Linked DNA regions of Homo sapiens: region 2 is linked to region 1. Evidence: chromatin contacts called from ENCODE Hi-C data. All regions are on one chromosome and are shown on one strand. The core of a region is the stretch at or near the end of the contact, and the rest is flanking DNA. Distances in the headings are between cores, read along the strand shown.

What was found. Hi-C counts contacts between places; a loop is a spot of excess contacts on that map. Pooled maps may share reads with other maps.
Region 2: a loop to region 1 is called in a map of CD8-positive, alpha-beta T cell, with 19 times the contacts of the local background. The contact joins the promoter of BEND5 here to the promoter of LINC01389 in region 1. A Hi-C loop is called at or near these places in 2 of 168 maps with a recorded cell type or tissue (CD8-positive, alpha-beta T cell and Right ventricle myocardium inferior) and 4 of 50 pooled maps.

What each region holds. Positions count from the first base shown.
Region 1 is chr1:47,433,243-47,439,775 of GRCh38, forward strand. It overlaps LINC01389 (long intergenic non-protein coding RNA 1389), which reads right to left and starts at 4,075. Exons shown (of 5, transcript NR_126355.1): 1 at 4,048-4,075. It overlaps FOXD2 (forkhead box D2), which reads left to right and starts at 4,802. Exons shown (of 1, transcript NM_004474.4): 1 at 4,802-6,533. The coding sequence starts at 4,894. The coding sequence ends at 6,381. FOXD2-AS1 (FOXD2 adjacent opposite strand RNA 1) reads right to left here and starts at 1,399. Exons shown (of 1, transcript NR_026878.1): 1 at 1-1,399. RefSeq lists enhancers at 884-1,399, 6,220-6,533 and silencers at 3,282-3,441, 3,922-4,821, 4,852-5,031.
Region 2 is chr1:48,774,131-48,780,663 of GRCh38, forward strand. BEND5 (BEN domain containing 5) reads right to left here and starts at 2,761. Exons shown (of 6, transcript NM_024603.4): 1 at 2,476-2,761. The coding sequence starts at 2,701. All of the region lies in intron 6 of AGBL4 (AGBL carboxypeptidase 4), which reads right to left.

The sequences.
Region 1 (6,533 bases), core at 2,825-5,324:
ATACAGAGCCACTGTTGTCCAGAGGACAGACACATGAGGACAGAGAAAGAGAGGCTCGGCCCAGCTGGCCGAGAAACCCACAAGAGCGCACTTAGACATGAAGTTCTCCTTCCCACATACCTGGAAGCGTCCCCCACTGCCCCTGGCCGCCTCTGCTCTCAAGAGCGTGGAGCCTTCCCTACCACTCCGGGAACTCTGTGATCTTCAGGACCGGCGGGTTTCAAGTGGCGCTGTTTTCGGTCTCTCCTGAGGTCGCAACCCTCTTCCCACGAACAACAGCCCACAGGCTCCGCAGCTCGCCTTGGTCTCAACAACCGCGCAGTACTTGGGTGCTTAAGCGAGTCCCCTACCACATAGTCCAGGGTTGGGGGCGGGGGAGATGGGGCTGGGAGGGGACAGTGGCCAGGAGTAGCGGAAAGAGAAGATGTAAATTCACTCTCGAACTTTGCCCGGCAGACGCGTGGTGGTTATCTCCGCGCCAGCGCCTGAAGTGGGCAGGTGGGCTTCAGAGTTGAAGGTGCACACACTGGAGCCCCAGTCATTTCTGTGCATGGGGAACATGTCTGAGGTCTGCCTCCGCGGGTCACAGGATCTGGAGTCTCCCGCCTCCCACCTGGGCTAAGGGAGCTGATCGCTTCTGAGCAGCCGAAGATCCGGGTGGAGAAAGGGGCCGGGAGCTGTACCGGCTGAGGCTAGACAGCTATCTCGCTTTGGAGCTGCAGCTAGGTCCAGAGTGGGAAGGAGGCTCGCGCCGGCTTTGCCGCTTTCCCTGAGGGTGTCCAGTTTTGTGAATAAAATTAGAGAAATCTGCGGGCGTAGTTCCCCAAGCCCAGCTCAGGCTTCCGTTTGCAGCCCGGCGCTGGCCGAGCTCGAACCGCTGAAAAGGGCCGCGTGCAATCGTTCCGCTGTGCCTCAGGACAAACTCCGCTTCAAGCCAGTGCCGCTCTCCGGCAGTTTCCTGATTGACTTAATTAGATCCGCATAATCGCTGGAGGGCTTTTCTTTCCCAGAGCCGAGAACAGCTCATTTATGGGGACCAAAAGGAAGAGAGGGAGAGACGACCCGGACGCCACTGATAGCAACGTACTCTTCGCAAAAAACACTCAGTAACTAGTGGAAAAGCCCAACAGGCATCCCCCTCCGCCCGCCAACGCTTCCTCCCAATTGTTCTGGGCTGCACGAGGGAGATGGCCGGGCCGTGGAACAGATGCAGAAGGAGGCCCGGCACGACCAGAGACGCTGTAACCAAGACCCGCAGAGCCTGTGGCTTCCCGCTCTTTGGCGGCTGCAGCAGGCATGGTGCTGGAGCCCAAGGCTTCTGGGAAAGAGTCCAGGTTTTCGCGGAGGGAGCGACGGACTCACGCGGGATCGCAGGCACTGCTGCAAGACGCCGAACAGGCTGAGCCGGTAGGCGAAAGAAGTAAGGGTCACAGAAGAAGCAAAGAAAACGAAATAAATTCCGAATCCCGCGGTGGCCCTTCTCCCAGTCCCCAGTGCACTTACTCCTGACACTGTTGAAAACAAACTGGCCCAGAACCTTGGAAGGGAGGAGAGGCTACTAGAAATCCCTCTATACAGAGAGGAGCTCGGTTAGAGAAACAGCTATTTGGATAAACAGAGGGGTTCTGGGCTAGGAACCCGGACACGTAGGTCCAACCCAGCTTAGCGCCCCTCAAAAGCCTGACAAGTAACATGATCTCCTGGACCTCAGTTTCCGCTCCTGTAAAAAGTATGTATGTGAAGGGTCTGGATTCTCCCTCCCCAACCCTGCAGAGCAGAAGCTGGGGATTCTGTACTCCCCTTCCCCAGTGTAGGTCTCAGTAGCAGTGAACGTGCAGCAAGGCCAGGCAGAGGCAAGGGCTGGCTGCTGTAGCTGCTTGGTAGAACTTCTCTGAAGCAGGAAATTTGGGCAGCAAGTGCCCTGGCTAGTCTCACCCTGACCAAAGCCTGGGGAGCCAGGGGAGTGCTGGCAAGGAAGGAAGCTACTGGTTCCCATTTGCTGTTTTAGAAACGAGGACATTCAGGCCGGGCAGGGTGGCTCACGCCTGTAGTCCCAGCACTTTGGGAGGCCGAGGCGGGTGGATCACCTGAGGTAGGGAGTTTGAGACCAGCCTGACCAACATGGAGAAACCTCCTCTCTACTAAAAACACAAAATTAGCCGGGCATGTTGGTGCCTGCCTGTAATCCCAGCTATTTGGGAGGCTGAGGCAGGAGAATCATTTGAACCTGGGAGGCTGAGGTTGTGGTGAGCTGCTGAGATCAGGCCATTTTACTCCAGCAGGGGGGCAACAAGAGCGAAACTCAGTCAAAAAAAAAAAAAAAAAAAAAAAAGAAAAGAAAAAAAAGAAATGAGGACATTCAGAAGGTGAAATGGAGTAGGATGACGCCAACACTGTTTTTCTCTCCACTTGTTTAGATACTAGCAGAGTTGAGCTGGGTTGGAGTTGGTGTGTGGTCCATGGTGTGGGGTATCTGTGAGTGGGGTTCTGGGAGTGTGAGACAGATATCCATGTAGTCAAGAGCAAGCTTGAGGTATGTGTAGGGTTGCCAGATAAAATAAATCTGCTAAATCTAGCAACCCTAGGTATGTGAGTTTCCTTGGACTCATGCAAGAAGCTTCTCTCCAAGACCTTTTTCCCCGGACAGTCTGTCACCCAGGAAATTCCAATTCCAGGGCTACTAGTCCCTGTCCAATTTGCTGTCCATGGTTTGAGGACGAGATTTCTCTTTTTTCCAATGACAGTTTATGCTGGAACAGCACATTAAATGGATCCCCTTGGTCAGAGGTCCCAGAGGGGGCCCAGGCGACTTCCTCTCAAAGGACATGAGTAGTCAGACCTGCCTTCCATTTTTTTCTGCCCTTACCTTGGGGGGATGAAGAACTCTATTTTGAGGATTCTGTGAAAAGGGTTGCAACCCAACTCTGTTCTATTTCTTTGCAGGAGCCTGGGTGAGTTCTTTCTCCCTATCCTGGGCCTCTGTAGCTCCATCTGTGGAATGGGAGAGTTGGATTAACACCAGGCTATCCCGTAGATTGGAGGCTGCTGTTAGATGAAACTGCAAAGTGTTCTCAGTACCCTTTCCTAAATGGCCTAGAATATGGCTACACTTATACATCAGTTCTGAGGTAGGTGTTACTAGCCTCATTTTTACAAAGGCAGAAACAAAGCGCAAAGAACCTTGCCCAAGGTGACAGATAGGGTAAGTAGTGAAGGCAGGATTGGAACCCCAGGAGCCTGACTTAAGGTCGCTGCTCTTAACTACTATGCAGACCAGGAAACTGAGGCTCCGAAGCGGGGAAGTCACCTAATGAGGGTCACACAGCCTTGCTACAGCGGAGGCAGCTGGGATTCCGGCCTCGCACGCCCGAGCTTTAGCCACTGTGCGGCGCTGTCGGGGCAGCAGCCCAGGCATCCGCTCAGTTCCTGCTCACGTCCAGCGCCCATCTCCCCTTCCGTGCCCCAGAGGCTGAAATGGGCCCAATCTGTGTTGAAGCTGCTTGTTTCTGGGTCCTGGAGGGAGGCCGGGGGAGAAAGAGGTCTAATAGGATGGGCAGGAACCCGGCTAGCGAGAAACAAGGCACAGGGCCAACCTTAGTTGCACAAGACTTTTGAGAGATGAAGGCAACACTTGGTGGAGGTCAGGGTTCACTGAGGGGGTGTCGGGCAGGGGGCGGAGGAGGTCCTGCCGCCTGTCGGTGGGGCCCAGAACCCTGGGAGCCAGGAAGGTGGGGGGTGTCCAGTCCTCAGGGCAACTGGGGCCAGGGAGAGGGGAGGGAGAAATTAAGCGGATTCCCAGACCCATGAACAGACATCCAGACAAATGCCGTTTCCACAGAGACTCACGGAGAGTGAGATAGTCACAGAGACTGAGACAAACGGATGCCGAGATCCAGAGGGTCGGAGAACAGGCAAACTCGGAGCAGTAGACCGGCCCGCGCCCCGGGAACGCGGCCACAGCGGCCGGCGCTCTGCCCGGCCTCTCCGCGCGGAGAGGGGTGGCGGGCCCGACAGCGGAGGGAGGAGAGGGCGCCGCCGCAATCTCACCTCTCCCAGGCCCAAGGCTGCGGGCGCCAAGTTCGCTCCTGGTGATCACTCGAATGCGTCTCCCCTCGGGCTGGAAGCCGTGCGGGCTCGGGTGGGCGCCGGCGGGCCGCGCTGGGGCGGCGTGGGTCCCGGCGTCTCAGCCTCGCGCTCCCACTGCGCTTCGGCCCGGTGGCCCGGGCGCCGCCTTGGGGAGAGGACGGGTGGGGACCGCCGCCACTTCCCTGGCTGCGGCTGGCGCCCGAGTGAGCCTTAACATCCAGGGGCTGAGCGTTCTGAAGGCGGCGGCTTCAGGGAGCACAGGGTGCAGGAGCGGCGGCGAAGACAAGGGCCCGCCTCCGGCCACTCGAGCCCAGCTCCCGCCGCGGCGGCGGTTTGTTCCCGCCGGGTCCCTCAGCGGAGGCGCTACGCCCGCCCCTGTCGCCTCGCCCCACCCCGCCCAGGGAGCTCCGCCCTAGCCCGCAGCTCTTCCGCCTTAGGCAGCCGCTAGGCGGGAGGGACAATCCCCCACCACCAACCACTGCCACCCCGAGGGGACTAGGGGCTGAGGCCCGCCCAGGTAAGGGAAAGCCTCAGCTCCTTCCGTTGCGCCCCAGCGGCGGGTCCCAGCTCGGATTCCCGGGGTAGTGGCGGGGGCCGCCGGCGGGTCGTGCCCTGGAAGGTGAGCGCGGCCGAGCTGGGCCGCCAGGGGGCGCTGCGGAGCCGGGGGACACCCCTCCCTGCCTGCCTCAGTCCCCCGCCCCCTCCCCGCCCGCGCGCAAAACGCACTCGCCCCAGAGGCAGCGCGGCCGAGCCCGAGCCGCTGCCGGAGCGGAGCCGGAGAGTGGCGGCGGCGGCGGCAGCGGCACCATGACCCTGGGCAGCTGCTGCTGCGAGATCATGTCCTCCGAGAGCTCCCCGGCCGCGCTGTCCGAGGCCGACGCAGACATAGACGTGGTGGGCGGCGGCAGCGGCGGGGGGGAGCTCCCAGCTCGCTCCGGGCCCCGCGCCCCCCGGGACGTGCTCCCCCACGGCCACGAGCCTCCCGCGGAGGAAGCCGAGGCAGACTTAGCCGAGGACGAGGAGGAGTCTGGTGGCTGCTCGGACGGCGAGCCCCGCGCTCTGGCGTCCCGGGGGGCGGCGGCCGCAGCGGGGAGCCCGGGGCCAGGCGCCGCGGCGGCCCGCGGCGCAGCGGGGCCCGGGCCGGGACCGCCGTCGGGGGGCGCGGCGACGCGGAGCCCGCTGGTGAAGCCGCCCTACTCGTACATCGCGCTCATCACCATGGCCATCCTGCAGAGCCCCAAGAAGCGGCTGACGTTGAGCGAGATCTGCGAGTTCATCAGCGGCCGCTTCCCCTACTACCGGGAGAAGTTCCCCGCCTGGCAGAACAGCATCCGCCACAACCTCTCTCTCAACGACTGCTTCGTCAAGATCCCCCGCGAGCCGGGCAACCCGGGCAAGGGCAACTACTGGACGCTGGACCCGGAGTCGGCCGACATGTTCGACAACGGCAGCTTCCTGCGGCGTCGCAAGCGCTTCAAGCGGCAGCCCCTGCCGCCGCCGCACCCACACCCGCACCCTCACCCGGAGCTGCTGCTGCGTGGCGGGGCCGCGGCGGCGGGGGATCCCGGCGCTTTCCTGCCCGGCTTCGCTGCCTACGGCGCCTACGGCTACGGCTACGGGCTGGCTCTCCCGGCCTACGGCGCACCCCCGCCGGGGCCGGCCCCGCATCCGCACCCGCACCCGCACGCCTTCGCTTTCGCCGCGGCAGCCGCCGCCGCTCCTTGCCAGCTGTCGGTACCCCCAGGCCGCGCCGCCGCGCCTCCACCCGGACCTCCGACGGCCTCGGTGTTCGCAGGCGCGGGATCGGCCCCAGCTCCTGCGCCTGCCTCAGGCTCGGGCCCGGGCCCGGGCCCCGCAGGCCTGCCCGCCTTCCTGGGCGCGGAGCTGGGCTGCGCCAAAGCCTTCTACGCGGCGTCCCTGAGTCCTCCCGCAGCCGGCACCGCGGCGGGTCTGCCCACCGCACTTCTGCGCCAGGGCCTCAAGACGGACGCGGGCGGTGGTGCAGGCGGCGGGGGCGCCGGGGCAGGGCAGAGGCCTTCCTTCTCTATAGACCACATCATGGGCCACGGTGGCGGCGGGGCAGCACCCCCGGGCGCCGGCGAGGGCTCTCCGGGACCGCCATTCGCGGCAGCCGCGGGTCCTGGGGGCCAAGCCCAGGTCTTGGCCATGCTGACTGCTCCGGCCCTGGCTCCCGTTGCTGGCCACATTCGCCTCTCGCATCCCGGGGACGCGCTGCTGTCCTCAGGGTCCCGGTTTGCCAGCAAAGTCGCCGGCCTTAGTGGCTGCCACTTCTGACCGCAGCAGGCCCAGGGCCGGTTAGGTCCGCACTCCTCAGCCTCTCCCGGGAGTTCCTGCGGTCCCAGCGGAACTCAGGGAGTCTATTTATGAAGTCTCCAGACCTTGGGCCGGCACGCGTGACACGGCACTTCAGGCTCCACGCACAGAAT
Region 2 (6,533 bases), core at 1,511-4,010, 1.3 Mb after region 1:
ATTCTATTTGTGTCAGAGAGATTAATTAATCAATTAATAGCTAATCCACAAACATAAAGCCACCTCTGCTTCCCACTTGAGGGGATTCCTCCTCACACCTGGTGCCATAGCACAGTGGTATTTACATATAGGAGATGCCAGATGAGCTCTCTGAAGTCACTGTAAGCAATTCTCAGAGCCACCAAGTTTAAGTCAGGAAGGGGTTTGAAGATACATAGGAGTTATTCCAGGGTAATGAATTCCCGAACTCACCCTGGCCCTTCGATCAGGTCTCTATGCAGGGCAGTGGGTACCCAGGAGATCAAAATTCAAAATGTGGTTTGGCCAACTTCAAGTTGTTGTCTTTTTTTCCCCTTTCTCCTCCCAAGAAAAAAACTGAAGAGAGGTAAGGGGAAGTGTTTTTCAACTAATTCAAACTGGCACACTTCTTTGAACCTACTCTGCCAGTTTCCAAATGATGCTTGGGTTTTTTAAATAACCATACAGATTTATCAACATTCTAACTTGGAGGATGAACAGTCTACAGGTTCAAAATTCATGGTTCTCAAACCAACAGCTACATGTATCTTGCTTCTGAGGACTTGTGTCGATTTCAAAATCAGAGCTGGTGGGAGCTGCCATCTGCCTAAGTGGCCTCTCTGCAGTGCCTGAAGAGTCAAGCACAGTGTATATGTATGTTTGCTGAATGAATGAGTAGATGAATGAAACAATCTCCAAGAGAGGAAAACAGCCATTACACACTAAGAAACTTATCACTGACTCTCTTTAACACATCACTTCTACTCTCCTAGGACCCTTCCAGATCTAGGAGTACAATACAATCGTCAAGAAGCATGCATGCATTTTCTTCTAGCAAAAGGGAAGCTAAGGTTACAACCTAGTTATAACTTCCTCAAGCCTATCGTCTTGGGAAATAAATTCCTAATCCTTTCCCTCAGGTAATTAAAGGCAAGTAAGCAAACAAAATAAAACCTAATCAGCTATGAATGGTTCCCTTTTCTAAAATCTGCTTCCCCTCCCTCAGTTTCTTTGGCCCTAGGTGTCTGGCAGTGGGTGGGCCTACACTTCGGTGTGCCAGGGCTTATCAGGGAGGTGGTATGGATAGAGCCTGTCAAAAAGGGTCCAAGTGCTGCTGGTCAGTTTCCAGTTCTTCCACTCTTCAACTTCTGCAAACCGATTTTTCAGAGGCAACATGAGTTGTGAGACTGAGCTAACTTGCCATGAGACCCTGGGCAAGTCTCTATGGGTTGAGAGAATGTTGGGTTCATCTTTTAGGCTAAATGTGAGGAAGCAAAGGAACTTGAAAAAAATAGAGAAGGTCTCAAAATTACAAAACATCTTCATTCAGTCACTAACCCTTCGTGTTCTTTCTGGTAGAAGGCAGGAACACTATTTGCCCACTTTAAGGTTCATTCTCCTTACCAGCAGGAGCTAAAAAGGCTGCTCCCCAAAACGGAGATGATACTTCCCCCTTCCTTGCTTGTCTAGACTCAAACTTTCTGGAACTAGCTGGGAAAGAGGGCCAGCTGTCTTCTCTTTACAAAGGAAAAGGTGTCTCAGCATGGCAGGAAGAACTGGAGCATAGGAGGATAAAGGGCTGGTTTCTTTCCCTATCACCAACTGAACCTCAGTACCCTCATCTACGAAATGGAGATGAGACTAGCTGCCTTAGCCCATCTCTCAGGGCCCTGGCAGGGCAGGGATGAGAGGTCCAGTGTTATTCTGACCCAGAAACTCTCTCCTGGCCCTCAACTCTCTCATTCAGGGAGCCTTCTGGGAGATTCAGAAAGGGGTGTGGAGGCTGAGGGATGCCTTAGGGCCTCTACCTCCTTACCTCTGCCACCTGGCCAGGGAGGGGCAGGAGAGTGTGGTGTGGAGCCCAGTGCACTGAGGTTCATGGCCTCCTCATCCTGTCCAATGTTGGCCCGGATGGGACAAGGATGTCATAGCTTCCCTCTGTGAGGAGGGACTCCCACCTAGAAGATCTGACAATATCCTTCTTGCTCCTCACTCCAAGGAGGTACCAACAGCCTTTAAAGGGAGAGAGACAGACAGCTTGAGAAACTTAATTCTTGACAGAAAAGAACAGAGGGAAGGAACTGGGAGAGAGGTAAAGAGAAGGTGAGAGAGAAATGACGGTACAAACAGGTAGGGAGAAAAATGGAAAGTGAAGGAACGAAGAAAACACAAAGAATCAGAAAGAGGAGGACAGACACAGATGAAGAGATGAAGACGGACTGACAGCGCGGGAGCTTCGGGGAAGCGGGGAAGACAAAGGGGACCATCCGGTCTTTTTAACTGGCCTGGCCTCTTAGAGACACCCCGTTCCCAAATGAAATGCCCAGAGGACGGGAGAAGGAGGCAGGAAGGAGCAAGCAGTGGCTCCCCCCGGTCCCCTCCGCCCGGGCCCCCGGCCCCTCCCGGGGTCCCAGCCCCCGCCCGGGTCCCACCGTCCCTCCCCGCCCGCTTGCTCACCTGCCAGCGCCAGGATCTGGGCCTTGTGGAGCAACAGCGCGCCCCAGTCGCGGGGGGCGCGCGGGGGGCTCTCGGGCCCGGCGCCCAATTCCTCCGGGCCCCGGTACACGGCGTACACCTTCTGGTTGTCAAAATCCAGCCGCGAGCGGGGGCTGAAGTCGCGCACGCACGACACGGGCAGCGCGTAGCAGACGTTGTCCTCCAGGAACCGCACAAAGGCGTACATGGTGGGCGCCGGGGGCGGGCCCCGGTCGGGCAGCTCAGCCCGCGGGGCGGGCGCGGAGGTGGGGATCCGGCGGGGGGCGCGAGTCTCGCTACGGTGCTGGGGGGGGCGGGGGCGGCTCCCCAGGACCCAGGCTCCCCCCACTGTTATTGTTCCTGAAAGCACCGTTCTGCCAATCGGCTGCTTTCGCCTGGGCGCGGAAAAGGGAGGGAGGGGGGGAAAGGGGGACGAGGGGCGGATGAGGGGGGTTTGGAAGCGCACTGCCACTTGCAAAGTCAGACCCGAGCAATCACAGCCGGAGCGCGATTCGAATGGGGAGGGAAAAGGGTTCAGAGATTCAGTTGCAATAAAAATAATAACAAGAGCATTGCAGGAAAAAAATGCATTGATTAAAAGGTGCGCTGCGTGCAGGATTATATTGCTTCAACAATCGCGCTGCCAAATTGCATTGCAACAAAACTGCATTGCCAAGTAGAGAAGTGTATGAGTGAGTGAATGCGGGATAGGGGTGGGGGCAATCTTGATTGAATCTCAAAGTGTAAACTTGGAAGCCAGCAGAAGTTTGGAGTGTTTTAAATGTAGCCACCCTACCCGCGCCCCCAGCCCCGCACCCTCCCCGCGCCTTTCCCAGCCCTTAGTTTGGCCCCGCCTTTTCTTTGCTTTCTTTCTTTTTGTTTGTTTGTTTGTTTGTTTTGTTCTGCAAAACTGCCAGCTCCCTCTGTGGAAAGGGTCAGTCAGACAGAAAATTTCCCCTAGAGCTGCCAAACCAGTTCTGACCAGAACTGGGGCTTATCTGAGATTTCCAGTTGTGCCAGCTGGCTGGGGAGGTGGAAGGTTTGTCAAGGGCTGCTCTCATCTGAGGGAGCAGTGGCGCCCCTCTCCTCTATAGTCTTTCTCCATTGAGATACCCTCTCCACAGCACGCCCACCACTGAGCAGGGACAACTTGGAATCGCGGAGGGAGTTGAGGAGCGCTCTGGGTAACACAGGCCCAAGGCTAGGGATTTCTGGAGCACTTTGAAGAGTACAGGAATAGTACTCCATGGAATAGCGGTCTTTGCTCTGTCTCTTGCCAAAGAGAGCCTGGAGGGGCTTGGGTCCCCTCCAAGACAAGCCGTGAGGACCAGCCAAAGGGGGCTGATTGGGCTCTGTACTCATAGGAACCCTATCCCACATCAGAGGAGGTCAGTACCTTCACAGGGATGCCTCGTATCAAATATGGCTAGTTATATTTCTGTTGCCTAGCCAGACCTGGCACTTGACAGGGAGTTAATGAATTTTGGGTAAAGAAGAATAAATAAAAACCCACATCCATCCATCCATCCATCCATCCATCCATCCATCCATCCATCCAACCATCCATCCATCTGTTCATTCATTCCTTTATTCAAGCAACCAATATTCACTGAGTTTACACCACCTGCCAGATTCTGGGCCAGGTGCTGGTGATAGAAATGAAAAGATAAACACCTGGATTCTTGGGCCTTGCAAAGTCAGTGTACCAGAACTTGAATCTCAGTTTTGGGTTCCTGTGCCAAAATTAGGTAACTGTATGAATAACATACCTTTCCCATCCTCACAACCTTTACAATCTAGTCTAGGAGTATTAAAGAAGTATAAGCAAGTAATGACAGTATAATGAGAAAAGTATTGTCATAGAGGAATGCTTAATGGAGGTGTTGGACTCAATTAAATGTTATATTTTTAAAAATTCATCTTAATAAACTTTAGCTGTAAGAAAAAAACAGAATAAGTGCACCAAAATGTTAATAGTGATTTTTTTAGCTTCTTAGTAGTGGTAGATGATTTTGTTTTTCCTTGTATTCATTGTGTGTGTGTGTGTGTATGTAACTATTTTCCACAATGTTTTATTACTTTATCATCAGAAAACATCAAACATTATAAAATCAAAGCACTGTGCTCATATTTCACATCAGCTGCACTGACAATGAGGCAGATATTTATTTCACTGTGAAATAGACAGTGCGTTATATAAGTGAATCCCATCAACATATAGCTCTCATATCCAAATGTGTAGGTCAGTACAAATTTTTTTAAACCAACCCACTGGTTATGTGGTACAGCCAAAAATGACCACCACTTGTCCTGATGCAGCTGTTGGTCTTATCTTGCCCCACAAGCTTGTGGAAAAAAAAGGAGCCACTCTGAGTTGTTCCAGCACATTTACTGTCATGATTATGATTTCTTTGGACTGATCCTCAGTGAGTTTTTATTTTAAGAATACATTCCTATGGTGGTCAAGGGGAAGTAATGTGCAGCAAGACTTCTGATAATTCACAAGATGGATCATGCAGAGTTGGCCGTATTTAACAAAAGTCCTTGAAGCTCCGGACTATGTTCCCAAAATGATTTCAAGTAGCCAATGGCCAACCTCCTCTCTGCATCTAAATGGGGGTGACCACAAAACATTACCAATCTCATCTCTTACTACCTTCCCAGACACAGTACACTCCAGACACCTAAACTATTTGACATTTCCAAAGATAGCATGTTTTAGCAGGTCCCAAGCTTTTGTGCTTTTTCTGCCTTCATCCTGGGAAGTTCTTCCTTCCTCAACTTACCCTGAAAATCAGCTCAAATGTCATTGCCTTTGTGAAGCCTTTCCCAACCACCCACACTTTTCAAGGATAGCCTATCTCTTTCTACTACAATATTTTGTCCCAGCACTTTTTATCTTCCCTCACTAGAATAAGAGCTCTTTGAGGGGAGGCAAAGGCTGAGTAACTTTAGCATCCCAGGTACCTAGCACAGGGCTGGGGAGTAAATGTTTATAAAACAAATGTATTAAAGAAGGACATAAAGAGAGCATGAATAACAAACCTCTTGCACATTTTTTCTTGAAAGTCTGTTCCTCTCTTTTTTTTTTTTTTTTTTTTTTTCTTGAGACGGAGTTTCGCTCTTGTTGCCCAGGCTGGAGTGCAATGGCCTGGTCTCGGCTCACTGCCACTTCCACCTCCCAGGTTCAAGCGATTCTCCTGCCTCAGCCTCCCAAGTAGCTGGGATTACAGGTGCTCGCCACCACGCCTGGCTAATTTTTGTATTTTTAGTAGAGACGAGTTTTCACCATGTTGGTCAGGCTGGTCTCAAATTCCTGACCTCAGGCAATCCACCCTCCTCGGCCTCCCAATGTGCTGGGATTACAGATGTGAGCCACCGCGCCCGGCCTTTATTATTATTAATATTATTATTATTATTACACTTTAAGCTCTGGTATACATGTGCAAAACATGCAGGTTTGTTACATAGGTATACACATGCCATGATGGTTTGCTGCACTCATCAACTCATCAACTACATTAGGTATTTCTCCTAATGCTATCCCTCCCCTAGTCCCCCAGCCCCCCACCCCCCTACAGGCCCCGGTATGTGATGTTCCCCTCCCCGTATCTATGTGTTCTCATTGTTCACCTCCCACTTATGAGAGAGAATAGGACACAAACAAATGAAAAAACATTCCATGCTCATGGATAGGAAGAATCAATATTGTGAAAATGGTCATATTGCCCAAAGTAATTTATAGATTCAATGCTATCCCCATCAAGCTACCATTAACTTTCTTCACGGAATTAGAAAAAACTACTTTAAATTTCATATGGAACCAAAAAAGAGCCCATGTAGCCAACACAATCCTAAGCAAAAAGAACAAAACTGAGGCATCATGCTACCTGACTTCAAACCATACTAGAAGGCTACAGTAGCCAAAACAGCATAGTACTGGTACCAAAACAGGTATATAGACCAATGGAACAGAACAGAGGCCTCAGAAATAATGCCACACATCTACAACCATCTGATGTTTGACAAACCTGACAAAA